4 separate regions of the Mus musculus genome follow, and all the other regions are linked to region 4. A link is a loop called in an ENCODE intact Hi-C map of the cell type or tissue named here. Cell type or tissue: heart. All regions are shown on one strand. Links, peaks and the distances in the headings refer to the core of each region. The heading gives the core; the rest is flanking DNA.

The links. A loop is a pair of places that touch in the nucleus more often than their neighbours do. Peaks named below come from ENCODE experiments on the same cell type or tissue, not always from the same donor. Only the 100,000 strongest peaks of a DNase experiment are listed, where the experiment ranks them.
Region 1: it touches region 4 in a loop (10-fold over the local background); 34 of 42 quality-filtered maps call a loop at or near these places.
Region 2: a loop joins it to region 4, with 8 times the contacts of the local background. A loop is called at or near these places in 34 of 42 quality-filtered maps.
Region 3: it touches region 4 in a loop (5-fold over the local background); 4 of 42 quality-filtered maps call a loop at or near these places.

The regions. Positions count from the first base shown.
Region 1 is chr13:110,014,183-110,022,694 of GRCm38, forward strand. It overlaps Gm32881 (a long non-coding RNA gene), which reads left to right. Exons shown (of 5, transcript XR_382897.2): 2 at 2,864-2,928; 3 at 4,846-5,062; 4 at 6,961-7,033; 5 at 7,711-8,512. Among named protein-coding and RNA genes, the nearest start is that of Gm32881, 12 kb to the left of the region's middle. In heart, for the core only: a CTCF peak has its summit at 4,336 (motif pointing left); no DNase peak of the experiment used is centred there; H3K4me3 peaks cover 1,443 bases; H3K27ac peaks cover 1,661 bases.
Region 2 is chr13:109,905,239-109,910,238 of GRCm38, forward strand. The region is part of intron 8 of Pde4d (phosphodiesterase 4D, cAMP specific); the gene reads left to right. Among named protein-coding and RNA genes, the nearest start is that of Mir1904, 3.9 kb to the left of the region's middle. In heart, for the core only: a CTCF peak has its summit at 2,568 (motif pointing left); a DNase peak (open chromatin) is centred at 2,563.
Region 3 is chr13:110,036,002-110,044,513 of GRCm38, forward strand. No RefSeq gene overlaps it. Among named protein-coding and RNA genes, the nearest start is that of Gm32881, 34 kb to the left of the region's middle. In heart, for the core only: a CTCF peak has its summit at 4,293 (motif pointing left); no DNase peak of the experiment used is centred there.
Region 4 is chr13:109,773,928-109,778,927 of GRCm38, forward strand. The region is part of intron 7 of Pde4d (phosphodiesterase 4D, cAMP specific); the gene reads left to right. Among named protein-coding and RNA genes, the nearest start is that of Mir1904, 130 kb to the right of the region's middle. In heart, for the core only: a CTCF peak has its summit at 2,370 (motif pointing right); a DNase peak (open chromatin) is centred at 2,344; H3K4me3 peaks cover 838 bases; H3K27ac peaks cover 1,813 bases.

The sequences.
Region 1 (8,512 bases), core at 1,338-6,337, 240 kb after region 4:
AGGGCAGTTCTTTCCTTGGTAGATGTGTCAGCTTCAGGCAGGGCACACACATCACAGCCTTGTACATGTGCCCCTGACTCACCTCCACTCATCACTCTTGTCTGTTCCCCTAGTCAGGAGATCTGCCTTCCCAGCCTTTAGCCACTGTGAACGGTGAACGTCTTCCACCTCCCCAGGTGCCAGACAGCTCTCCTTCCCATGGCACTGCCGCAGTAATCCATCTCCATGTGGAAGGGGTCTATCTCTGCTGCAGGTGTGAGAAACTCCCTTAAAGAACCTTCCATGACCACTTCACATCCTTCATCCCCCGATTCTGTGATAACTTACTCTAAAGTTATTTTATTATAATCCTTTATAGAATTATCAGAAATCACCTCTAGGGAACTGTATCACAACACGTGAAGAAACCAGACTCACTTAGGGACCAGGATAAAAATGGAAAGACTTGCGGCTCCAGTCCTAGAGCTTGCCCTTCAGTTACTTTAGACCCTAAGAATGAGTTTTGTTCTGTATTTTGCTTGTTTAATAGAAAGGACATGAACACTCGAGTCAGACCTTCAGGTTTGAATCACCACTCTGCCATGTTCTCATGGTATAAGGTAAAGCAAGACAATTAGTCTCATTTGTCTCCATTTCTCCCGGCTATAAAATGGTAATAGATAAAACACAGGGTTGGTCTAACAATGATATTACAATCAATATAAAGTACCTTATCTCACTGGCTGGGAGATAGCATACACTTACACTGACCGTTATTGCTCCCATAAAAACAGCGGTTTTAATGGGAACAGTTGCCTGACCACACTTGGGGAGGCACAGTGATGTGATGAGGTCTATTTGGCTTGTTTTAGTCCTCAGAATCCAGAACTATGCCTGCTTCATAGTAGACACCCACTCTGTTGTCCTCTGGTTCTTGAGCAATTATTTTTTCTGCACAAGTCGCTTATGCTTCTTTCATTGTTGCTGGGTAGCATGCGTCACTTAGTTCTGTAATCATGTCTTGTCGACTGCCTACATCAGAAACATCATAGAGACAAAAGCTGTGTCTGATGAGCCTGCTGTCCCCACACAACAGAGCTTCTCACCATGCCCCTTCAAACAAATGGATGTCTCCCTATACCTTGAAAAACAACTTGTTTGGCTGTCCTGGAAACCGTCTACTGCAGTACCCACATGTCTTGCTCCACACGCTGCCTAACATTGTATTCTGGACCCTGTCCCAAGCCACTGTACCAGAAAGCAGATCCAAAAACTGCATGTGATTCTTGGTAATAGAATCGCTTCCTTCAGTGAACCTGTCTCCATGGTGCACGGCAGTGGTCTGCTGTTAAATACTTGGTGATCATCTTTAAGAGGGTGTGAGGGATTCTTGCTTTACAGGGAATGAAGATATCAATGGTGTGGACGTTCCCACCATATCTGACTCCAAGCTACCAATGGGATGTCACTGAGCATAGAACCAACAAGAGGGATAGGCAATCCGCTCTTGTGAACGGTACGAACTGGTTCAGCAATGTCATTAGTTAAGCCTGGGATTTCAATCTCTAGGGCAGTGTATGTGTGTATTTGGAAAGCTTCCCAGACCTTCAGGGATTTCCTTTGAGTGGCCTTCTAATCATTACTCCTATCACCGAGATGACCTTGGTTCATGATGGCAGTTACAACAAACTATTGGGGATTGTGGTGGCAGCTTTGGGGTATCGGTTGTAAGGCTTTTATTCAAGTGCCTTAGGTCTGAAGATGTTGGATGTGACGAGTGGTGTGGGTGTCAGAGCATAAGTTTGATCATGTTCTGGATGATGATGATAGCCAAATCCTTTATAGCAAATACTTCTACTGCCTTGATGCAACTGAAAATTACTCACATGGATCTTAAACAGTTCTATTATCATGCGGTTTCGCGTTAGAGCAGTACTTATAGACAAAACACAAATTGAACAATCTAAAGTTATTATTTTGTATTATTTTCCAGCAAACATATGCATTAGCTCATTTAATCCTTAGAGCTGTCTTATGAGGCAGATCCTCTATTTACGTTTTATTTTTATGAGGAAATGGAATTACAGGGAGAGAAGGAAGATACATCACAGAGATCATACAGATACGTTGAGGGAAGCCTGGGATTTCAGCCAGCTCGACGTGACAAGATGTAGGGGACTAAAGAGTGCCCCTAGAGTCTCACTGCAGGCTGTGAATTGAGAAAAGGTGGGACTGGAGCAGGGTGGGTAGTGAGTGATGGTACAAGGTCGTTCTGGCATCTTTCCTCTGCCTTTATTTAATTCTCCATGAAGGGCTATGTGCACCACAAACTGTGAGATTTTTCTAGGGAGGCATTAGTCTTCAGTCGTCTCAAGATCCCAAAGAGGCTGTCCCACCATTGCAATAGCTCCCTAAGACCTGCTCTTGCAATCTGATTATACCACACTACATGTGGCACAGGACATCAGTTATCTACGACACCCTTCTTCCCCTTCCCCATAATAACAGTAGTTCTGAAGACATGGTTAGCAAGAACAATGTGTCATAGCTTTTCTTTCAGCTTGATGTGGCCAAGGAGCGACTTTCCAAACAGGTCTGAGAAGTGAAGTGTGCAATTTCAGGGTTATGCTTCAAAGAGACTAGAGAGATGGCTCGATGGTTAAGAGCAGAATGCTCTACCAGAGGACCTGGGTTCTGTTCCTAGTACCCACATGGTAGTTCGCCACCGTCTGCAACTCTAGTTCTGGGAGATCTGGAGACGACTTCTGGCCTCTGAGGGCCCCAAGCGTGCAAGTGGTTCAGAGATGTAACGTAAGCAAACTACTCATACACACACATTTTTTTAAAGGAAAAGCATATCTCACTTGCCTTTTTCTTGGAACAGATGGTACAGTTGTACGTTTGGGGACATGCATTGAAGTCTTACTCCTGACAACTGTGAAGAACACAGTAAGCATCTCATTTTGAATTTTGCGGAAAAGAAACAGACATTTAGTGTGTTTCAGTCACTGCTACTTTGATGTTCTGTGGCCCGACACACACGTATAACCAACCAGTCACCAAGGGAACCCCAGCTCTAACCTCATCGGCTTTCTCTGCTGATGTTGACGCTAATGATTCTAATGATGTAGCTGCTGTTGTTTGTTTTGGGACCAGCCACAGAACATCTGGAGGTACCAGGCTGGCAAAATGGCTCAGTGGTTAAGAGAAGAATGCTCTACCAATCTGTCCCCATAAAATTGGAGACATTTTCCCCAACTAGTAATAGAATCACCCAAGCCCTACCTGTTGTGTTCTCAATGGTGAATGCAATGGTGAATGGCTCTCCAAAGCCATGGCGATTTCCTTTGCAACACAGCACTGTGCCCTCATACAGTTTGTTATTTCACCCTTCCTGCTCCCAGTTCGTGATAAAACTCAGAGCCTAGGATGTCGTGTGGAGCTCACAGCACCTGCCCGTCAAACTTTTTCCTCACAGAGACACTTTTTAATGTTGCAGATACTGTACACTGGTTTCCACAGTGTCCCTTCCAGCCTCTTGTTTCTTCTCCACTGCAGAGGCAGGGAATTAGAGAGGTAGGTGCCTTGGAGCCTGGTTCAGGATGCAGGCACACACTACTGTGGAGGAAGTGACCTGTATGAATCAGAGATTACTTCCAGGGAGCTGGGCTTTCTTTGCTCTCTGGGTGGCTGAAGCCTGTTTACCTTTTATATTGATGACAGGCTTTGTTCCTGGTCCCCAGGGGATTACTGATACAGAACAGCTTGCAATCGAACCAATAATTTAAACCTTAGCAGCCTTTTGGTTTTCTTGGCACCTACATCCACCCTTGTCTTACTGGGCTTATAAACTCTTCTACAAGCTGCTTCACATACTCCTTTCTTGTTTAAAGCAGTGTGAGTTGGTTATTTTGCCTACAGCTAAGTATTTGATCCAATACATGCTTGTGAGTTTGTGTCTCAAAAAACAACACACACACACACACACACAACCAATCAATTAAAAACCTTCTTGTAATTAAGAAAAGGGCACTCCTTCTGGTAAAAGGAAATCTGAGATACTCTAAATCAGTGATTTCTCTGGAAGGTTTATAATATTGATTCTAGTGAGGGAGAAACTATTAGGAAACGGGTTAAGAGATTTATCTAGACATGTTTATGTAATATTAACATTTAAGATAGAGATGTTGCAAGTGAATAAATGTGTCTGTATATGACCAAATGCTCTATTGCTGTGTATAAGAAGTAAAAATAATATGGAGATCGCTGGTTTGAGTGAACCCTTGGTGCTTTTCTGTGACTTTTTTTTAAACCATTCGGTTCTGCCACGTTCAGAGCATTCTGTAGAGTGCCATCTGCTGGCGACTCCGTTCACCTTCAGTGCTGATCGCGGTGTTCCCTGGCAGCTGTGTGTGCAAAGCGGTGAAGGGTAGAAAAAGGAACCTGCTTGTGGGAGTGGATGAAGGAGGGAACTCCACTGGTCCAGAGGAAGCAAAAGGCTTGGAAAGAACCAGAGGGAACCGTGAGCCCTGTGGGCACAGAGGGAGAAGTAATAAACCATACTCTAGGGCACAGTGTCATGTGGCAAAAGAAATCGCGTGGCTCGGGATAGAAAGCAGGGAGCGCATTCACCATTGCGAATAGAAAAGTCAGGGCGCAGGTAGCCAGAGGGGCGGTTCCTCTCGCTCATCTGCATTCCTTTTGTCTGGAGTTAGGGTGGGGTCGTATCAGAAAATAAAGGTTCCTTATGGCTAACCTCCTCCTCCTCCCGGTTAAGCAATAATCTTTAACAACAACAACAAACAACAACAACCAAAACTTGCTTCCTAACCACATAAAACAGCCCGAGACTCTTCCTCTCCGCAGACAGTGATGTGATTTTCCTGTCTTGATCTTGCTCATCCTTGAGACAACAGCTCCCCTGGGGGGACTCTGGCTGCCAAGAAGGTTAGAAGAGAGCAGCATTTCTCTTGGTCAGCTCAAGGTCACTCACTAACGTCAGAGGTGGCAGCTCCCTGGGATCTGAGACCTGAACAATGACAATTTTGCGTCCCAGTAGCTGTCTGTGTCCTTAATCTGACGGGTGAGTGAAACTATCAAGTGGGCATTTTTCTCCCTGGGATGAGGTGTCTGAACTTTGATCGGGATGCACGGGGGCACTGGGAGTTGAAGACGTCACCAGAGTCTACCCCCTTGCGGAGAAGCACAGTGGGGACGAGATTAATCTCAAAGAGCCGGGGAGAGGAAACAAAAGAAGTGACTCTGAGAAAGAGGAGGGAGGTTAGAGGAGTCAACCCCACCCACCAAGGCCAGGCAGCTGGAGGCCTCCTAGAGAAGGGTGCCTCGTTAGAATAACAAGTAGGAGTGGACAGAGGAGGGGGCTGGAAGGAGGGCGCCACGGAGTCACCTTCAGAGCAAAGGAGTAAAGATGCTAATATCTTCGGGGTTCTGTGACAGCACTGTGGGAGTGTGCAGGAGAGCGAACCCGCAGTGCTGACAGCGAGGGGTGGGGCGCTGAAAGCCAGAGGAGAAGGTCCTGAGCAGATGTTCCCGCCCACATTTCAAACCACAGTAACAATGAAAGGCCCTTGGGGTTGGGGGTGGGGTGGGGTGCTGGGGCTGGGGCCCTGAGGATTTGTAGATATCCTCGGGTTTGCCACCTGAAGACAGGTCAAGTGACCTTTACCTGCCAAGAGTGGGTGGGAAGCAGGACAAAGCTGAGAACTTATTGTTTGTATGGTTTAGCCTCAGCAGGCTCCCTGGATATTGGAGCCAGAGCTGTGTAGGACAGAGGGGTGTTTGCCTTCAGGGCGCCTTGTGGCCCCTCCTGGGATTTGCAGTCTTTGGTGAGGCTTGTAACTTCTCTGGCCTCATTTCGGTCTGGGGCATGGCAGTACTCAGTTCTCACACGGCCTTTACTGAGTGGCAGCCACTTGACTCACTGCTACAAGCACTGTAAGGGTGCCACATCGCTCGGACGACGACGGTGCTGTCACCATTTCTCAGGTAGAAAGGATGAGCACAGCAGTGTCAGGGACACACAGAATGTAGGGATTGGAGGAACTAGTCGGAAGCTCTCCTGGCTTCTGCCAGAGCGCGAGCTCCCACCCGCTGGCCTGCCCCAAGGCGTGCACAGATCACTCTTTTGCTTGGGAAAGCAAAGTGTTCGACTCCTGTTCTCTGTCATTGCTTCCGTTCCTAGGATTTGAAGAGCCCACCAGACAATGTCTTAGGACAATGGTGTGAACCAGGGCTAACCTCATTTCCGAGAATGCCCAGGTTGTATGCTCTTGAGTTCAGGAGAGGAATCAGAATTTCCCCATAATTATCCCTAGTCCTTCAGCCACGGGGAGAATCATTCACCTGACAGCACCCCACCCCGAAGCAACGGCAGGTACTTGAATATCGAGGCCAGAGTTTGTAGTGAAAACAATATAGGAAAATGAATTGGTGGGAGGGCCTGGCTGGGGAAAAAAAAAAAAACTATTGCCATAGTAAAATTAATTCTCAAGTTTACCCAATTCTATAAAAGTGCAGTTGAAAGAACCTAGTGGGGAAACCCCCACTCAATTCCCGATTCGACGTGCACCCAAGAATCACGAACAGACGGCCAACTTGATGTAAGAACACGAGGTAGTTTAATGGCGGAGCTCAGGGTCGAAATGTATCTCCCGCAGGAGACAGTGGATTCGACCCCGAGGCTTGGAAGCTAGGGGTTTTTATAGAAAAGGGGTGGGGCTGGGGGAGGAATTGGCGCGGTTTCACATGATTGGTCCATTTAAACATCAACAGACTGTCAGAAGGGTGGGAGATAGGGAGGCACCAGGCCAGTCAGGACATGTAACGTCGGGCCTGCCCGGGCATGTCCTGGCCTGTTCTGCTATGTTCTCAGCCCCAGGTTTCAAAGCTCACAAAGAACTCTTGGGCTATTTGACATAAATTACATGAATCACATGTCTCAAGTTTTATTTCCTTTCACAGTTAAAGACGTGATGAAGTCGTACCCCAGACATCCTGGAACAAATGACAGTATTCTATGACTCTGAGGCAAGTGGTAAGGATGGTGGAACCCCTTTGTCCTGCTTCTTTTTGGTTCAGAGTTTGGCAAACATCCTTTAGAAAGAGACTATATTCCCTGTAGGCCAGCCCCTGGTCATCTCAGGGTAGATATCAGGAGGACAGAGAAATAAGTCGAGGATTCAGGGAGTTGACGGAAGGGTAACAGGCATATTGACCTAAGTGGCACCATTTCTTCCTTCCTTCCTTCCTTCCTTCCTTCCTTCCTTCCTTCCTTTCCTTTCTTTCCTTCCTTTCCTTCCTTTCCTTCCTTTCCTTCTTTCCTTCCTTTCTTCTTTCCTTACTTTTTTCTTTCCTTCCTTCCTTTCTTTTATCCTCCCTTCCTTTCTTTTTTTTAATTGTATAATTTTGAAAAGAGGCTAAATAGCCTCAGGACCCTCCCAAATCAAGAAGCAGTTGTAGGTTCCAATACACTTAAGCATTAAAGTGAGACCACCAGGACTCGCTTCCCCGGGAAAGATGATGTCATCTACATGGATTTTCAAAGGCAAAGATGATGTCATCCGCATAGGGTCTCAAAGACTTAGAAAGCAGACAGAAGGATGTGGGGAGGTGGGCTTTCCATCTGTGAGGAGGCACCCTAGTCAGGAATGCTATTGACGGGAGAAATTACTGTTCAGGTATTAACGAGTTTCTAATTTTTTTCCCCATGAGGTAAAGAGGGACCAGAGTGACGAGCCCAGGAGAGCCAGGGAGAGAAGCTGGAAGCTGCAAGAAGGACACACAGAGAAAAACAAAGCAGACTCAGCTATGAGAGCCCAGGTCTGAGCTGCAACTCAGGAGAGTAGTGTGGCTGCCCCGATGGCAGGAGCCAAGGTCTGGCTGTGTGTTGGCTAGAAAAACATGGTTTGGCTTGTGGAGTGATGTGTCTTTCCACAGCAAGATACACACAAAAATAAGCATACGTGCATACATAGAAATACATACATGCATACATAGACATACATACATGCAAGGTATAGAAGAGTCCAAGTCAAAGAGATGCGGGGAAAAAAGCCCAGAACTCAAAATTTTAGCTAAGTTTTAAAACACAAAAATACTTCTGGAAGAGCCAGTGGTCTCCTGGCATCCCTGTCAGCTGAGAGCAGCATCTACCTCTTTTTGAACACATTGGGTATGGTGAGGGGTAAAGAGGAATCATGAAGCCAGAGGCTGGGCCTTGAGAAGGGTTAGAAGCATGGTGCTAGGGTACAATGACAGAGAACAGTATAGGCTGGGGCAGGGTCTGGGCTACTCCTGGATACAGTCCTGTCCAGGAGAAGCTACACACATTTGTTGAAAATGAACCTGAGCTGGCCACAGACGTGTGAGCTGTGTGGTCAGAGGAGCACTGCTCTCCGTCCTCAGGCTAAGGTCTACAATTCCAGATCACCTTCCAAAACACAATCCCTGGATATCTCCCTCTCTTCCTCTCTCCCTCTCTTCCTCTCTCCCTCTCTTGGTTTTGCTTTTTGAG
Region 2 (5,000 bases), core at 1-5,000, 130 kb after region 4:
CAAACTCTGAAAGCCCCTTGGCCAGATACATGCATTTGCCTGTTATTTCAGCCTCATTTGACAATACTTTCAACATAATTTGACCACACTTTGCATGCACTTTCCCTAAAATCCATATTCTCGATGGTGAAACCTGCATTTGAGTTTAATAATTGATGTGAGATCGAACAGCATCGTGACTTAAACTGTGAAGTGACTTATGTCTGTGTTTTAGACTGAAAACTTTATGTCACAGGGATTGCTCAAAATAATGCCTGTCTTTTATAGGCACCAAATTAGACAGGGCTGTGTCTTTTTTAAAAAAAGAAAAAGAAAAAAAATCTTCATTGAAAAAAGTTTTCAGACTTTGTAATAGCTACTACAGGATCCTATGGGAGGTGGGTTAATTTGGCTGAAGTGAGATAAAGGAAGAGTTCTTCACAATTCTTCAAATTTTGCAATTCTTCAAAATGCATTCAGCTGTGCTGATGCCTGGTGGTCAAAGGATCATTAACATGACACATTAAATATTATTACTTACATATATAATATTGTACATTATATATTATAAATACTAAGTACGTTTGCCCAGTTAACTATTGCTTGAAGTTTTAGCGTCAAAGCCATTCATTGCCTTATGAATCCACTCATTCCTAAACCCTTGAGCCCCTTTCAGAGATGAGAAAGTTAGCTTAGAGAAAAAAGAAAAGTTCCTGAGAGTGGTTGTAACGTCAGCCTTCTACTTAATAAACAAGCCACTTCCACCCAGTGATAAAATGTGTTGGAACAACTGGTCAACCAAGGGCTGGGAGAGACAGCCTGCCTTCATTTTGGCTGGCAATGTGAACAGCTTCCTTGGGCTATTATATCTGAGTGAATGAGTCTGGCAAGTTACTTCTTGGTTGATAAATTTATTGCCCTATATTCAGTTAATGCAATCGACTCATTTTTCTTTTGCCTTGAAATATCAGGATAGTATTCTCCTCTGTGGAAGTTTTAAACATTTTTTTCCTAATATTAAAAACACAATAATGCACGAATAAGACGTCTAGATTTTTTTTAAACTGATAACAGACAGGATCTATTATGGAGGTGATTTGGCAGGCAGAAAGCGGGGAAGCCAGATCTTTAAGCCTGCTAACAGAGAATTCATATAGTTAAAAGATCTCAATAAAAAGAAATTGGCAATGATTAGTAGCTTTAAGGTGATGTCTAGCAGACAACATATTTTCTGTGTTGCTGTCACAGTGTACACAGACTGCTTGCTCAGGACAAGAATATGGTTGAAATCTTGGCCAAGGCAAGGGGTGGCTGTAACACATGCTAGATGCTTGTATTGGAGGCGTAAGAGATTCCAGATGGCATTTAATTTGAGTGATTACATCTACAGCATTTACTCTCAAATGCACATTAATCTGCCTAAGAGTTGTACAGATTTCCCTCCCCACCCCCATCCCCTACCCCGGAACCAGCAATTGAGGGCAATTTCAGTGAGGCCTCAGCGCTTTAGAGGCGGACAGACCTAGAAGTTCACTCTGTGTTTTATTCTCTTCTTCACTGAGTTATTAAAAAAAATCATAATGTAAACTTTTTAAGCTACACTTTCCTTTAGTATAATCTGAGGCATAACAATAACCATTTTGAAAGGGCAATATAAGAGTTTGGGGTCAAGTTTTCTTGAGTTCCTTTTTTTGTCTGAAATATTCGATTTTATTAGTTTACTGCACAAGAGTAATTTTTGGTAGAAATTCTATGTGTCATAGATTTTTGTAATATGTCTTTATCATCCACAAATAGCTAGAATAGTTTGAGGTTCTAAGGAGATGTCCAGGCATTTCTTAAGTTCACATTTAAATTCCAGATAGAATGAGGTGTTTTTCTGCTATACTGTAGCTGGAAATATAGGCCTTGCTAGCCTTCAAGACATACATATGTATGAGTCTGGGGGGCACATTGCTGTCCTTCTATACAGATTTTGCAAAGCTAAAATACTTTCAAAGTAAAATACTTTAAGATACTTTCATGGTGTTTCTGGTCACACACACACCCCAAAGGGGTCAGATAAGGGTTGGGAGGTGTCTGCATGAGAGCCGGCAGAAGTCTGGTCCCCGGGGTTCAAAGAAATTTCTGTTCCAACCTTGCAACAACCCTCTCATGATCTAATAATGCTCATTTTACTGCGTCTTCCATGTAAGATCAGTGATGCTTGCAGGAGAAAAATGAAATCCTTTTGAAATAGCCCTAAAACATATCAATCTAAAAATACTAGCTTGTGTCTGCTCTCACATTTTGGGGGCAGTTTGGTAGCTCAGCACTCTTGAAAAGCACTGGGCTTTCCAGCGAACTGTAACTTGGTCTTGAAATTGGGATTCGAGCATCCTTTGCAAAGACTTAAGGTTTTTCCGTGGCTCCCTTCAAAGGCACCCACATCGGCTTTGCACACGTAGTGACGCGTTCTCTGTTAGTCTTAGTTTGTCTTTTTGGTCCATTGCTGCTCTCTTCCTCTGCTTTGAGAACAAATTAAGCTTCTCTTCTGGAGCCTGGTTCTTCTCAACTATTTTCCCACTGGCTCCCCCTGCTGCCGTATGGGTGCCAGCGCATAGCACAGGCTAGCACTTGCTGTTGACTTCAGATAACGGTTTTCTTCCGGCCAGGAGGTTTGCAGGAAGGAAGATGGGTTGTTCACAGCTGTAGCTGAAACTTAAGATATTCCAGCCCTGCCCCACAAAAGTATAAGGGAACTCAGAAGGACCGAAATCCCATTATGAAGGAAGCTAAGTTAGTTGCAAGAGACATTTTAAGTAGTGACAATTAAAATAGTTTTAGCTGTTAAAACATAAAAAAGAGGATTCTTAAGAGTTCATATATATACATATATATGCCTCAATAAATATATAAATTTTAAGAGAAAAGCTCTTGTATAGCCATAGAAGCTGGGAACTTGGCTTCTTGATATTTTGAGTTTGGTGTCTTATGTTTCCAACTTCTTAATAAAGGTAGATTTGGGAAAGCTTTTTTTTTTGTTTGTTTGCTTTTTTTGTTCTTTTTTTTTTGTCTCTAGAGCCTCACATAAAAGATAAAAACATAAAATATAGTACCACAGCTAGAAAAAAATTCTCTCTTTGCTTATAAGTAGTAATAGAAAAACAAAACAAAACACTTGCTTAAAATGCTTTAAGTTTTGCACACATCTGTGTGTGTGTGTGAGTGTGTGAGTATGTGCATCTCTCTGGTCTGGAAACATTGCTATAAGGATTTTCACTTCATTGACATGTAAGGTCTTTGTTTATAATGTAGCAAGACATGAGAGACTACAGGGAAAAAAGCCAACAGTGTCATTGGTTCCGTTCCTGTGTCAGCTTTCTGTGTTGGCTCGCATAAACTGACCCCTCACCCCTTGCTTCTATGTTTCATTAAATAAATCAATTACTAAGAGAATGCTTTCAGCTATCATCAGTCAATCAATTTGATTTATAGGAAAATGGTAGCTTCTATGGTAGAGTATGAACTATCCCGCCCTTTTTTAAAAACAATCAAAATGTTAAGGCTTAGTTGGATAAAAGAGTGAGTGTCCTTAGCATGATTCAAGCTTCCCTCCTTCCCCACAACCAAGGCCAGGAGACGATGCTTTGAAGGGATGTCAGGAATAGGAAAACAGTTTCTTCACTCCAACAGTTGGGTGATGGACCTAGAGACTTTCTTAAAGGGCAGACACATCCGTGATATTCACTAGGATATTAGTTAAATTGGACACAGCAGCTAATGTAATAGTGGGTTTATGATCTTGTCCCGTGGAAAATACCAAATGTTTTTTTCTTTTGTTATTGTTCAGTATTCTTGGCTTTTGGAAATATTTTTGCTGAACTTTCTATGTAAGGCAGATGAGTGGCGTTTACTTGCTGGCCTGGCCCGGCGCACGCACTATTAGTGCTTACAGCAGCTCTGCAGAGTGGAAAGAACATAGATGTTTGTCGTCAGGGGAACTTGGTTTCAGATTCCAGCTCTGCCTGTTTGCTCCCTAATAATTTGGGCAGCAAGCCTTGCCTTCCCAAAGCTCAGTGTCTTCATTTGTAAACACAGCAGTGAGAAGGGCAATCCGATTGGGATGCTGGGCTAGGGAACTAGGACACTCGGTAGAGTGAGTGCCTGCCGAGTATTCATGAAGCCCCTGGGTTCAACCCCTTGCACAGCATAAACAGGGCTGCAGGGTACATGCCTGTAATCCTAGCACTTGGGAAGAGGACCGAAGGAGCAGTAGTTCAAGGTCACTCACCACTTCATAGATAAGTCAAGCCTAGCCTGTAATATGGAGGCACTGGGGAAGGGGTATAGGGAGAGAAGGGATAATATTGAGAAAGGGGAGGAAGAGGGAAGAAGAGAGGAAAGGAAGGAGAGAGAGAGCATATGCTACAATGCACACAAAGTCCAGCATGATGCAGAGAGTACCTTGAGCACTCCATATGTTATATGTATCCATAGGAAAAACTGAGCTTAGGAGAACCCAGCATTGTATTCCTTGTAGGAACATAAGACTGTATTATTTCTGTTCCCTTCAAAAGTGTAGTCTATGTTAGTGCTGTTCCAACTTTGTGATTCCCATGCGATTTGATGTGTGGCGTTATATGTTAAGTTTTGGTTCAAAGCAATTTCAAAAAGTGCCCCCTGGAATGCTTGACATTAAGTGGTGACAGCTGTATTTCTCTCATCTGTATTACAATTGGCAGGTGACAAAGCGAGAAGACTTGCACCCGAGGTCCTCACATTTTGCTCACCTCAAACGGATGCTGGGTCTTGTCATCTAACAGCAATAAGAGAATGTTGCAGTTCTGTTGCAATTGAGCATGTTGGGTTTAAACTAGGATTTTCTTTCTCTGCTACCAATGAGATTTCTCCCCTAGAGGAGAATACGATACACTTCTGCAAGACAGTTTTCCACTCTGGGATCCCCCTGCCTCGTCTGGGAACCCCAGTGGCCCCTGGGGTTGTCTGGCTGGATTCACCCTCTGCCTTTTGCTAGCATA
Region 3 (8,512 bases), core at 1,731-6,730, 260 kb after region 4:
AGCACTGGAACACTCTTTGAGTGTTGACAGTAGAGTGAAAAATGAGTTTTTCTAATATGCTTGTTCTTGAACTCACAGAACGTTTGCCTCAGCCAAATGATTCAAACTCCTTATTTCTTTTTTTTTAAATATTTTTTATTACATATTTTCCTCAATTACATTTCCAATGCTATCCCAAAAGTCCCCCATACCCTCCCCCCCCACTTCCCTACCCACCCATTCCCATTTTTTGGCCCTGGCGTTCCCCTGTACTGGGGCATATACAGTTTGCGTGTCCAATGGGCCTCTCTTTCCAGTGATGGTCGACTAGGCCATCTTTTGATACATATGCAGCTAGAGTCAAGAGCTCCGGGGTACTGGTTAGTTCATAATGTTGTTCCACCTATAGGGTTGCAGATCCCTTTAGCTCCTTGGGTACTTTCTCTAGCTCCTCCATTGGGGGCCCTGTGATCCATCCAATAGCTGACTGTGAGCATCCACTTCTGTGTTTGCTAGGCCCCGGCATAGTCTCACAAGAGACAGCTACATCTGGGTCCTTTCGATAAAATCTTGCTAGTGTATGCAATGGTGTCAGCGTTTGGAAGCTGATTCTGGGGTGGATCCCTGGATATGGCAGTCTCTACATGGTCCATCCTTTCATCTCAGCTCCAAACTTTGTCTCTGTAACTCCTTCCAAGGGTGTTTTGTTCCCAATTCTAAGGAAGGGCATAGTGTCCACACTTCAGTCTTCATTCTTCTTGAGTTTCATGTGTTTAGCAAATTGTATCTTATATCTTGGGTATCCTAGGTTTTGGGCTAATATCCACTTATCAGTGAGTACATATTGTGTGAGTTCCTTTGTGAATGTGTTACCTCACTCAGGATGATGCCCTCCAGGTCCATCCATTTGGCTAGGAATTTCATAAATTCATTCTTTTTAATAGCAAACTCCTTATTTCTAATGAATAGGTAAGAACCAGGAGGCAATATAACATTCCTGAGGTTGCAGAACAAGTTAGAGACATGACTAGAAAAACCGAAAGGTATAGAAAACTCCATTGAAGGCCATATGTACTACATTAACATCCAGCTACTAGTACAGGTTGTACTAGTGCGCGTTGCTACATCAGTTTCCTTTATGCTTAACCCAGAACTGGCAATCACAGCCCAGATTTGACAATAAGAAAAAAAGTAATAGATAACTGCTCAAGTTCTGTTTTCTTCACATTAGAAGGCCCCAGAGCAGAGCTGAACCTATGATTAACTCTTGGGCAAAGTCAGCCATCACACGATCTTACAAACTTGTAAACAACTCGCTATTGACAGGAAACTCTGCAGCTGGAGACTGGCTCTTTGTATGTGAGACTAAGTCAGATACAAAGACGCAACCATCTTTGCAGAGGATAGAACTCAAACCTCTGCTGCTCCTGCTGATTTGATTGTGCCATTACACAGCCTCCAGGGGAAAGTAAAACGGTTCACCGTCCAGTAGAATAAATTTAACTTGGTGCAGCAGGGGCAAGGGCAGAGGCAGGGGCGGGGTCGGGGGCGGGGTCGGGGGCGGGGTCGGGGGCAGGGGCAGGTATAGTACAAAGTGGAAAATGATAGGGATTTTTAGAGACAACTGTGGTTAGTTGAGTAAGAATGGCCCCCCATAGGCTCATATATTTGAATGCTTGGTCATCACAGAGTGGTATTACTTGAGAGAGATTAGGAAGTGTGGCCTTGTTGGGGTAGGTGTGGTTTTGTTGGAGGAAATGTGTCACTAGGGTGGGCTTTGCAGCTTCAGGAGTCCAAGCCAGGCCCAGAAGCTTGCAGATCTTGATGTAGGACTTTCAGCTACCTCTCCAGTACCATGTCTGCCTGCCTGATGCCAGGCTTCCTGTCATGATGATAATGGCCTAAGCTTCGGAAACTATCATCGATTCCTAATTAACTGCTTCCTTTTATAAGAGTTGCTGTGGTCTTGGTGTCTCTTCACAGCACTCAAACACCCACAAAAGGGGAATTGTTGAGGTTTGGTATGTTGCTGTGTATGGTAATGCTGAATTCTGTACCCAAAAGTCTAGTTGCCTGGGAATGAATTCTCACATTAATCAGCTTTTGTTGTGCAAACTTTGTTCCTTAATTTAAAACTGTTGATTAGATTAAAATGGTTACAGCCAATTACTGGAGGTGCTAGAGGTAGGTGGGTTTGAAGTTACCTGGTTGGGAGAAAAAGGAGTCAGAGGGAGGGGACTACCATGAGAGGAGATGGACCTTGAGAAGCTGGAAGTATTTGGGGTACACCATTGGGAAGGTAGCCAGGCCAGCAGCTAGAAAAGTAGATTAGGGGTTACCCCCTCCCCCTGTAATTGTCAAAGCTTAATAAGATAACCATAGTTTGAGTCTTATTCATTCATAAGCTAGATTTGGATAAGTTTAATTTGGTTCAACTACACACTCCCCCATCCTTTAACACGTAGGATCCCAAGAGAGTTTAACTCACAGGATATGGCAATGTGGTGCTTGTAAAATACACAACGTATATTTGTATTTACATTACAGTTGTCCCAGGATGGCCATGGCATATAGTTCAGTGGAAAATATATCTGAGATCACTTCACACATAGTAAATCTTTTGGAAAAAAATGTGATATCATTATTAAATTATGCATTCCAATTATTATCCCATGTTTCCCAACACCCCTGTAGCTCAGCAGATTTCAATGTGGTGTTTATGGGATTCGTTGACTATAAACGTTCAGTGTGCACAGTTTGGCTGATTCTATTCAGTGTCTCTGGGGTGGGTGTGAGAATGTAAGGTTGTCATGGTTTTTCTGCCCTCCGCCCCTACATGTAATTTTGATAGATGGAATGGTCCCCCCCCACCCCCTCCCCCACACTGGGGTTGATTTAAAAGAGTCCTAGAGAGGCAGATGCACTTGGAGAATAAGATACTCTGTGCTTCTGCTCCCTAGCAGACAGCAGTGTGGTCTGCATGCTTTGGGGGGTGCCATGTGTCTGCACAGCTGACAGGGATGCTGGGAGGAGCCAGAAGCTCTGTCTCCGCGGACGGACGTTGGCTACCGTTTTTTATCCTGAGTTTAGCGGATACTTTCTCTTGACTGTACGTACCGACCAGCAAAGCCTTGCTACTAACCCAGCATGTTATCCTTCTACCAGAATTTGATTTTATTTGAAGAAGTCATCTGAGCCAACCCACCCGACAAACACTATTAAAAACGAGGTTGTTTGGTAACACGTGGCCACCGGGCTGCTATTGCTTTCTACCAATCACAGGCCTGATATTTCTGAGAGATATTTACCATCTGTCCTATGCTGGTAGAGGGTAAGTCTGTTTGGCCCATGCCACCTCTCTGCGGGAGAGTGTAATATCAAACGGTCGCCACTTGGAGAGGCTGACAGGAAGTGCAAACATTCGCTCTCCTTCTTCCTTTTTCTGTTCCTCGGGTAGCCTTAGGTGACTCAGAGGTCACTGTATCTAAAGCATTTTATTTTTCTCTCTCTCTCCACCTCTATCATTAAGAAAAACAAAACAGAACTCTGTTTTAACATCTTGTTTCTGGAAAAGATCTTGTTGCTTGCTTCAAAGAGAAACTGGTGTTGGTGATACGATTCTTCCATATTTTCCTTTGTTCCACCCCTGAACTGCCTGTTAAGTTAACTGTGAGGGTACGGCTGAGTCTTTTTCAATGAAGACAATCCTCGAGGTCACTTTGTATTTCCTTTTGCTTCCCAGACTTTCTAGCTTGACAAAATTTATGGGCACCAGTGTACCCATGTGTATGCGTACCCATGTGTATGTGTACCTCAGCAGGTAAGGACTCTTGCAGTCAAACCTGACAACTTGAATTTACTCTTCAACCCTCATACTGGAAGAACTGGTATAAGATGAGTTTTGATCCCTGTATGTACACACACACACACACACACACACACTCACACACACACTTATACATGCTCACTCACATACAAGTGCACACTAATGAATGCACATATGTGCACACACATGTGCACACCACATGCATGCACGCTAAGTACGTAAGTGTAATTAAAAATAAAACATGTAATTGAGTGTCTATGTGTGTATGTTTGTGTGTGTGTTGCAGCAGTTCTATATTTTCAGATTATGTTGTAATGATTTTTACATATTATTCACATTTCTTTTCCTATTTCTAAGTCTCCCAGGGCCTCTCTCAAGATTTAAGGGTTACGAAGTGATGTTGAAGGGTTGCATTCAGATGGCATTGTATTCTCCAGTCAGATTTGAAAGAGTCACAGTCATTCTTATTCTGCCCTCTGCTGGTGGAGATGGGACACAACAGCTTCCTTTCAGCCTTGTCCACACTATAGAAAATACTGATTTAAAAAAAAAAAAAAATACCCTACCACACACTGAGCAGCTTGCCAGGCACCATGCTGGGCACAGGATCATTTCATTCTCCCAATATTCCATCCCACAATTCTAAAAGACATGGAGTGAAAATGCTATAATCTGGACCACAAAGGCAAGGCTCAGGTTCAATACTGTTCACATCTAAGAAGGCATGCACTGTCTCAGACTCAGCATCTGCAAGACTTAAACCTGTTCAAGAGAACTCTGCACTGGGTTTCATAGCGATGTTGAAGCATGGGTGATGGTGTGTGCAGCGACCATGATCCTGAAACTACTGCCTGCTCACCTAACTCAAGTTTATTGGTGGTACATTCTTTTGCTTCCTGTCTTTCATATGACTCACCACAATTTTCCTGGTGGAAAGGGGGCTTTGCCGTCTTCTGGCATCTCAATGAGCTATCACTAGAGGCCTCGTCCATTCTGTTTGCCTCGACTCACAGGAATTTGGTGCCAGGGCTACAGGCTAGAGGCCTTAGCATCCTTACGAAAGGCATTATCATCAGCTGAAGGGTTTGCAAGGAAGGAAACAAATGGTGCTGGGTAGTTGTGGAGATGACAGAAATGCTCTCAATTGCTTCAGAATCTCACGGAAAAAAAACCTAATGGCTCAATTAAACAAGTTATACAGTGTTGGTGGGAAACCTTAACATAATGCTAATCTTAATAAAACGCCACTGAGTTTTTAAGTCATTCTAGTGTTTTTAGAAGGGAGCTCTGTGGTCTGTGCTGAGGAGGTAGCAGGAGAGAGAGTCGTGGGGAGGGAGAGAGGCAGGCAAAGCTTTGATTGAGAGAGATTCAGTGCAGCAGTAATGGTGACTTCAACGTTGGAAGCAACCTAAGTACAAGAAGGCAATTACGTCAATAAATTACACTACTTCGATTTTAAAAGAACTACAATATTGGGGGCTGGAGAGATAGCTCAGGGGTTAAGAGCACTGTCTGTTTTTCCAGAGGTCCTGAGTTCAATCCCCGACAACGACATGGTAGCTCACAACCATCTGTAATGGGATCTGGTGTTCTCTTCTGGGGTGTCTGAAGACAGGTACAGTGTACTCACAAACATAAAATAAATACAGAAATCTAAAAAGGGGGCGTTCCTTTTAAGAAAAAAGGACTACAATATTTCCAGTAGAAATGCTGCAGACTGACTGTAGAGTTTATTGTCTAAGCAGGTGCCGAGCATAAACACACTCCTAGGTCCAATCTCCCAAATCACCACTACCACCATCATCACCAAAACAGAGAACTAGCCCCTGCCTCCCCAAAATACCACCACCCACAAGACATTAGTGTTGGAGATGACTTGAGAAAATCATCCTAATACAACAATGGACGAATAAGAAATCTAAAACCAAACACAGTTGCACATCCTTTCTGTCTGTCTTTCTCTGTGTGTAGTCAGATAGACATTTGGACTGCATTATTAACACAGCGTCCCCTTGATGCTACACTAGCAAATCAAACAGACCTGCCATGTCATTGCAGAGCTAAGTCTTGACTCAATTACTACATCTGAGCAGGAACGAGTTAAACTTAAATGTCTCCAGTACAGTTAGAAACTACCTAGCAATCACCTTTTCTTTTGAGCTGATTGTAGACTGTTTATCTTAACAATAAGAAGGTTTCAGTGGCCACCAGGAAAATGAATCTAGCAATTATGGTTGGGGATGTGTAGTGGCTATTCCTGGTTGTCAACTTGACAATATTTGGAATGAACTACAATCCGGAATTGGAAGGCTCACCAGTGACCCTTATCTGGAGTCTTGGAGATCCTTATCTGGATCTTGGTTTGAAGATCTTGAGCCATAGTGGCTATGGATTCCAGAAGATTGAATCTCCGAGTTTAAGGAACACACCTTTAATCTGGGCTACACCTTTCATCTGGGATTAAAGGTGTGGCGGAACACACCTTTAATCTGGGCTACACCTTCTGCTGGAGACAATATAAGGACATTGGAAGAAGGGAGTCTAGCTCTTGCTCTTGCTCCTTCGCCTGCTTGCTGCGTGAGACTGAGTAACTGCTAGATCCTTGGACTTCCATTCACAGCTGCGACTGAACCATTGTTGGGAATTGGGCTGCCGGCTGTAAGTCATCAATAAATTCCTTTACTAACTAGAGACTATCCATAAGTTCTGTGACTCTAGAGAACCCTGACTAATACAGGATGTATCATGGTTTGAAAATGTTTTGCCCAGTGAGTGGCACTATTTGGAGGTGTAGCCTTGTTGGAGTAGGTGTGTCACTGTGGGTGTGGGATTTAAGACCCTCGTCCTAGCTGCCTGGAAGTCAGACTTCCACTGGCAACCTTCAGATGAAGATGTAGAACTCTCAGCTCCTACTGTACCATGCCTGCCTGGATGCTGCCATGCTTTCACCTTGATCATGATGGACTGAACCTCTGAACCTGTAAGCCAGCCCCAATTAAATGTTGTCCTTTATAAGACTTGTGTTGGTCATGGTGTTTGTTCACAGCAGTAAAACTTTAAGATAGGATGCACCTCTAGTTTAGTGCAGTCAAATCAGTCTTTCCCAGCTTTTCTTCCTTTGCTTTATCAAAACTCTAACCCTAACCCTAACCCTGGTTCTACACATACCATCTGCACTATGTCATCCTAAGAGGAGTTAAATATCCTTTCACTCACATGTCACAATACAATTTGAGTATCCTTATTCCAAATACTTGAGACTGGAAGCAGGTTGGTTATTTATTTATTTATTTATTTATTTATTAATTTATTTATTTGGACCAATAGGGTGCAAAGGTATTTGTATCATCTAAGCAGGAAAATGACATGCCTAGGTGTTTTGACACAAACACTAACATGACCACCTGTGTTTTCACAGCGATCTGTAGATAAGGTCACGTGTCCTGTTTTCTACTCATGGTATCTTGCTAACCCAAGAAGTTTCACATGATGGACATTTTGATTTAGAAGTGCTCAATCTATATTTTAGTTGTTATACATTAAAACAAATAAACCTGTCAACTAAAATGTGTCTGAGAAGTAAAAGGTAGATAACTGATAAATTTATGCCCAAAGTTAATAATGGTTGAAACCAACAAACCCTTGGCAGCTCACTTTTTCTTCGTCCCAGGAATCTGGAGTGTCTTATCTGGGAAGCTCAGATTCCTCCAGCCAGGATGCAGAATGGCTGCAGACATAGGATGGACTGAGCAAGCCAGTAGGATCTGTTTCTGAGGTGCTCATGCCTGTTGGCAGGAGGCCATGGGACTCTTAACTCTTCAACGCACTCAGGAGCTAGTTTTCCTCAGTGAATGACCTGAAGGGAGCAAACCAGGAGCTTCCGGTGACTTAGTCTATAAAGGCCATGTCTGCTCCACTCTCTCTTCATTTGTTTGTAAAGGTGACTGTGTAGCCTACAGCTTCATCTCCACTTCTCAGAGACAAGAATGTTGAAAGACAACTTAATATATTTTAAAATTTTCCATAGTGATGTGATCACGACAATAAACATATTAAAATCTAAGACAAATTAAGTGGCATTGTCCCTATCAGTTTAGTTCCGGAGAAGCCACGAAATTGTGTGAAATAGCTTTCCGAATACCATTGCACTCTTTCAACTATATATATATATCCTTTAAGACTGAACCTCTTTTAGAGAAATTCGCTTTTTAGCTTGAATTACTTAAAAAGAATGTTACAGTGTTTTCAAAATTACTATTGAGTTTCAGACACATCATATATGGATAAAGCCAGCCAACATCTAAACATCTCTGGCTAGAAACGTCAACAAAATGCCTTATTTAGGGACTAGAAAGGAAAGGATGTGGTGGCGGCGGGGGAGGGGGGATGACAGACAAAAGCATATACAATGTTTCCTGATATGACACTTTGGGGGTTCTCACTGCTGCACATGAACTTTATAAGAAAAAAACAGCTTTCCCATAAATACTGAAAAGGCATCTTCAGTTAAGACTATCACCCCAGTGTATTAGATATTTTATGTTGCTGTGGTAAAATGCCATGCCCAAAATCAACGAAAAGAAATGAGGGTCTATTTTAGCTTAGGATTTCAGAGCATGGATGCAGGATAAGGCATGACACTAGGCGGGGCAACCATGAAGGCAGGAGCTGGCACTTCTATTAATGCACAGGAATCTGAATTAGAGA
Region 4 (5,000 bases), core at 1-5,000:
CACACACAGGAAAAGTTCCCACAGATATTGGGGCGAAAATACAGCGGAAGTAAAGAACATAAAAAGAAAACGATCCCTATCCTATTAGTCCGTGTTCGATAGGAGAGTTGACCTCAACTGAACCCAAGCCAGAGGATGATCTCATTTTGCTGAACTTGCGACCAAATTGAGCTCATTTAATTGTTTCTTGAAACCTCAATTGATTCATTAAAATAATTGCCTGGAAAGAAAACCTATGATTTCTAAAATTACTACCAGAAGAAAATTAGCACATTCTCCAAGTTAGACCAATTTTTTGGTTCAAGTATCTTCTTTAAACCCCTGTCCATAATCTGAGGAAAGGGGGGGAGGAGGAGGAGGAAGAGGAGGAAGAGGAGGAAGGAGGAGGAAGGAGGAGGAGGAGGAAGGATGAGAAGGAAGAGGGGGAGGAGGAGGACGAGGAGGAGGAGGACGAGGAGGAGGAAGAGGAAGAGGAGGCCCTTACATGATTTTCAGTGAATATACTTTATGGAAAAATGAGCATGTATTGACCAATGTGCTGGCTGGCTCTATCTGTGGTCACCACATTGCAGATGATTCTGAAAAAAACGGATGTTTTCTTCCTTGAGAATTCCATCAAGTGTGTGTGGGGGGGTCACATTTTAATAACTATTAAGCTATTGGTTCTCTCTGTCTCATCTGCTTATGATGATGTCACAAGGTCCTGGCTTATTATGTGTACAGTCCACCACTTTGGGTCTTGATTGTCATCAAAAGAATAATAGTAGAAATTCCTCCCTACTAAAATGAATTCTCCAAGGAACAAATTGTTTGTTGTTGTTTTGTTTTGTTTTGTTTTGTTTTGTTTGTTTTGTTTCATTTCGCTTTATTTGTTTCTTTGTTTTCTGTTCTTGTTGTTTTGGTTTGTTTAGAAACTCAGATTCAGTATAAAGGGCGAAACAAAGATGGACGGGTGGAATGGGTCCCTCTTTTCTGTGCTACTTCCTGGGGGTGCTGAGGGCATATTTTGTGAGCACATGCATGGAGTTCTTAGTGAGCGCAACTCCATGGAACCCGAGACCCTTGCTCAGACACACAGTGCAGCCCTCTGGAGAGGAGCTTCCCCCACCCCCTTCGTGCACAATAGGCAAATCATAGTGGGGGGGGGGCGAGTAGAAGGCAATGTTCTTTTCTTCTCTGATGCTTTTGCCTTGAGGGTACTTGTATCTACCTTGTAGGTAGGGCGACCATCTCCCCCCCCCCCAAAAAAAAAACAATGTAGGATACTGGTGGAATGATTCGTGACCAACAAGCAATCTTGGTTTCTCCGTGGTCAGTGTACCTCCCCTCCCCCACAGCACTTTGCCGGTGCCCAAACCAAACTCAAGGGAGAGTCTATTCACTCAAGGTCACAGAACTGAAGCAGTCCCTGGGTTGTCTCTGCAATTTTTACATAACACTGAGAGGAAATCATTATCTGCTGGAATTAGGCAATTATGGTGAAGAAGGCCTCATTTGTACCTCTTACTAGTTTGTGACCTGGGGCTTATCTAGAATGGCAAACTAATTAGCTGTCATTAACTGCTTAGAGCAGCTGCGTTGTTACAGACCACTGTAGACAACACACACACACACACACACACACACACACACACACACACACACACACCACTGACGAAAGTCTCATTTACTTCCCAAGCTTTGCAAACCGAGGTGGGAACATGGGCAGGGAAAAGGCCTCTTTTCTCAGTAATCTAGAAAAACAAGTACGCTTGAAAAACCTAAAAGCTACCAACAAGAACAGTGATGATCCTGGTGTTGAGACTTGATACTTGACTGTCTGAGATTTGAGATACCCAGAAAAGATGACACATCGCTTGGGGCTCATCTATCCTTACGATCACGTCCTGGGAGGGGTGGAAAGGAGTTTTTGTCTATTTGTTTGTTTTGTTTTGTTGCAAAGCCAGTGGGGACACTTTCAGATAAAACCTGCAAGGGTGAACCCCAATTCTCTCCAGCTTTAATTTCTAACTAGAGAACAGAGATATGAGTACCTGCCACTCAGAACCGTTGCAAGAATGCAAGCAGATAAGTTACAGAAAGGGTAAAGGCCGGTCATCAGGTCATAAGTGGCTCCCCAAGTATTCCGTTGGGCAGTTCTGTCCCCTCGCTTCCCATTTGTTCCTAACCCCTGTTTTGGCACGGGAGAGTGGAGGTTACAGAGGATTGCGGTGGCCTTCTGTCATTTCTCACTCCGAACGTCTCGGGATGCTTTTGTTCCAGGCGGTAACACCCACACATTTTCAATGCTTCCTGTATCACGTATAACCTAGGTCCGGAGCCAGTTACTCGTAGCAGAAGCAAAGAGGATGTGGGGCCAGTAGAGGGCAGCAGAGAGGCAAAAATGCCCAAGCTCTGAGAGTGTGGGGACCAAGTCATGATGACGGGACAGAAAGTACTTTTGAACGTTCCTTTCATTTTAAACCAAGGTTAAGAAAGTTAACTGCAGTGCAGCCACCTCTCAGAACCTTGTCATCCTCAATATCACCTGCACTACGCTTCTTAAGTTTACTATTATCATCTTCTTTATGTAATCATATTCAATTGAGAATTTTCATGCAGCAACAAACCTCAAAGGAAATCTATTTGGATGTCTTTATTGGAAATGTGAGAAAAACCAAGGCTGCTGAGAGAAAACACTACTTTGTGGCTGAACTGGGAATAACTCCTCATCCTTGCTCTGAGCCCAAGCCTTAAACCCTGACCCCCAACCATAAACAAGCAAACACTAGATAGAATAGTAAGTTTAAAGAAATGTATGCTTACAAGACACCACAGGGAATATGAAAGAATGTTAATTTCTGAGTAGCAGGTAGCTTTAGACTATTATGGACTTAAAAATCACAAAAATGTCTTGGGCCAATATCTCACTGGAAATGCCTTCATATTTAGAGCTATTTGAATAACATCTAGTAGTGATTCTAGAGGTAGGGGGATAGCCAGCCTAAAACAATGGCTTTTGCTTTTGTCTCTAAGGTCTTATATCAAAACAACACACTCCCTCTGTCCCTGTAGAGGGGACAGGAAAAGTGACAGGCAGAAAGCCATGTACACAGAGTTCTGGTCCAGAAAAAACACTGGCCATTCCACTTAGAACTATTTTAACCTGGATGCTCTTGATCCCATCAAGAAAAGAATGTTTACTCTGAATAGAATTCTGTCAGTCAGGAAGCCCGAGGATTAAAAGTGAAGTATCCAAATGCTAGTTAGTCAAAACACAGCGGGAAGAAACTCGGTCTTCAGCTGTCATTGTTCTGAAGGATAAAGCAAAACTGAAGGTCTACTTGACAAGTTGTTAGCACAACCAACCCAAGGTATTTAAGAGAACAATGGTTTCTCTTAGGATGTGGGCCATTTGCTTAAGCACTTTCACCTTATTAAAGAAAAGGAGCCAAGTTGTAGGGTTTTTTTGTTTTTTTGTGTGATAGTAATGATACTAGTAATTATTTAGATCTTTTTTAGTCTCTGTGTCCCATGCATATACGTGATAAAAAGAGTAGGATATATTATTTATTAAAATATACTATATTATATATTCACATGTATTTAAAATAATATATGGTGGGGCTTCCTTCAAGAAATGAGATCCCTGTGTAAGAGCGTCTTGGGTGCTGAGGAGACAATGAACTGCAAAGTGCATAAGGATCACAGCAGAGCGAGCCATCTTCAGAGAAACCCCGCCCCCTCATCACTGGCTTTCTGGTATCACCTTTTAAATTGTCCTGTAGTAAGAGAAAATCTAGTGCCAAGGGACCTGTCACTCCAGAGGAGTGCTCAGTGGGCTCTTTCTGGGTGTGCCTGAAATGTTGCTGATGCTTCATGCTTAATAACTTTAATGAAAATTTAATAAAGATTACACATGCTCACGATTATAGACAGGCTGTTTGGTGGCCTTTGCTTATACATTTGATATATATATAATATACAATTATATATATATATATATATATATATATATATAATGAATGCCTAGGTATTCTGACTTTTTTTTAAAGCTAAAACAGTTAATTTATGCACCCTGCCTCCCTAATAAAAAGACTCCTAGTGAAAATGAGATTTGTCTGACGACATGTATGCATGGCTCTTTTATTAGCTGAAGTATTTAATAGACTAGTAAGAAGCCATTTTCTTCCTTGCTTGCTTCATAGCTTGCATTGCTGTCTCAGGCTTTTGTTTAGACAATTGAGTTATAAACACACACACACACACACACACTACCTGACTTTTTCACCAGGAATTGGTAGAACCTGTACTTGTACGTGGAATTACAACAGCAGAGACAAAGGACATGCCATAATCAATTCAACTGTGATTCGTCTGAGTCTGGTTTGGCTACTTTGTTAGTTGAAAGAATAGAATGCTGCTGAAGGTTCCTTTAGCTGGCAAAGCCAAAGGTCAAGTACAGCCCTGTTCAGTTCTGAGCTTAAGTTAGTGGTGAGCACAACGCTTCGTCTCCAGAATGTATTCGTTCTATGTTGGGATTGTTCATCTGGTCAATGGTCGTTTTCACTTTCTAGCCCTTGTGAATCGTGGGGAACACAGTAAAGCGTAACTGCTCGTTTCAAAGAACTCACAAGGCAGGAGGGAAAGCACAATGAGTGAGACTGAGATGCAGACAGTTCTGCCTGGGGAACTCTGGGCGTGGGGTGAGGGCTCTGGTTTGGGGGAGGGGCAGCAATCAACATATGTGAGCCCCTGGGCTTGCTATTAGCACTTCTAATGCATATGGTGGCTGGGCCTGGCTTTCATTGCTGCACTCAGAAAGAGGCAGGTGGATCTCCACAAAGACAACTTTGTCTACACTGGGAGAGTACCAGCCTAGTGAGACTTGGTCTAAAAAGAAAAAAGAAAAAGAAATGACGACAACAAAACAGGAAAGAATATGGTGTTCTCTGTAGGGGCGTTAGGGGAACATTACCTGAAACCAGAAATCAACAAGACTGAGATATGGAAGCATGACC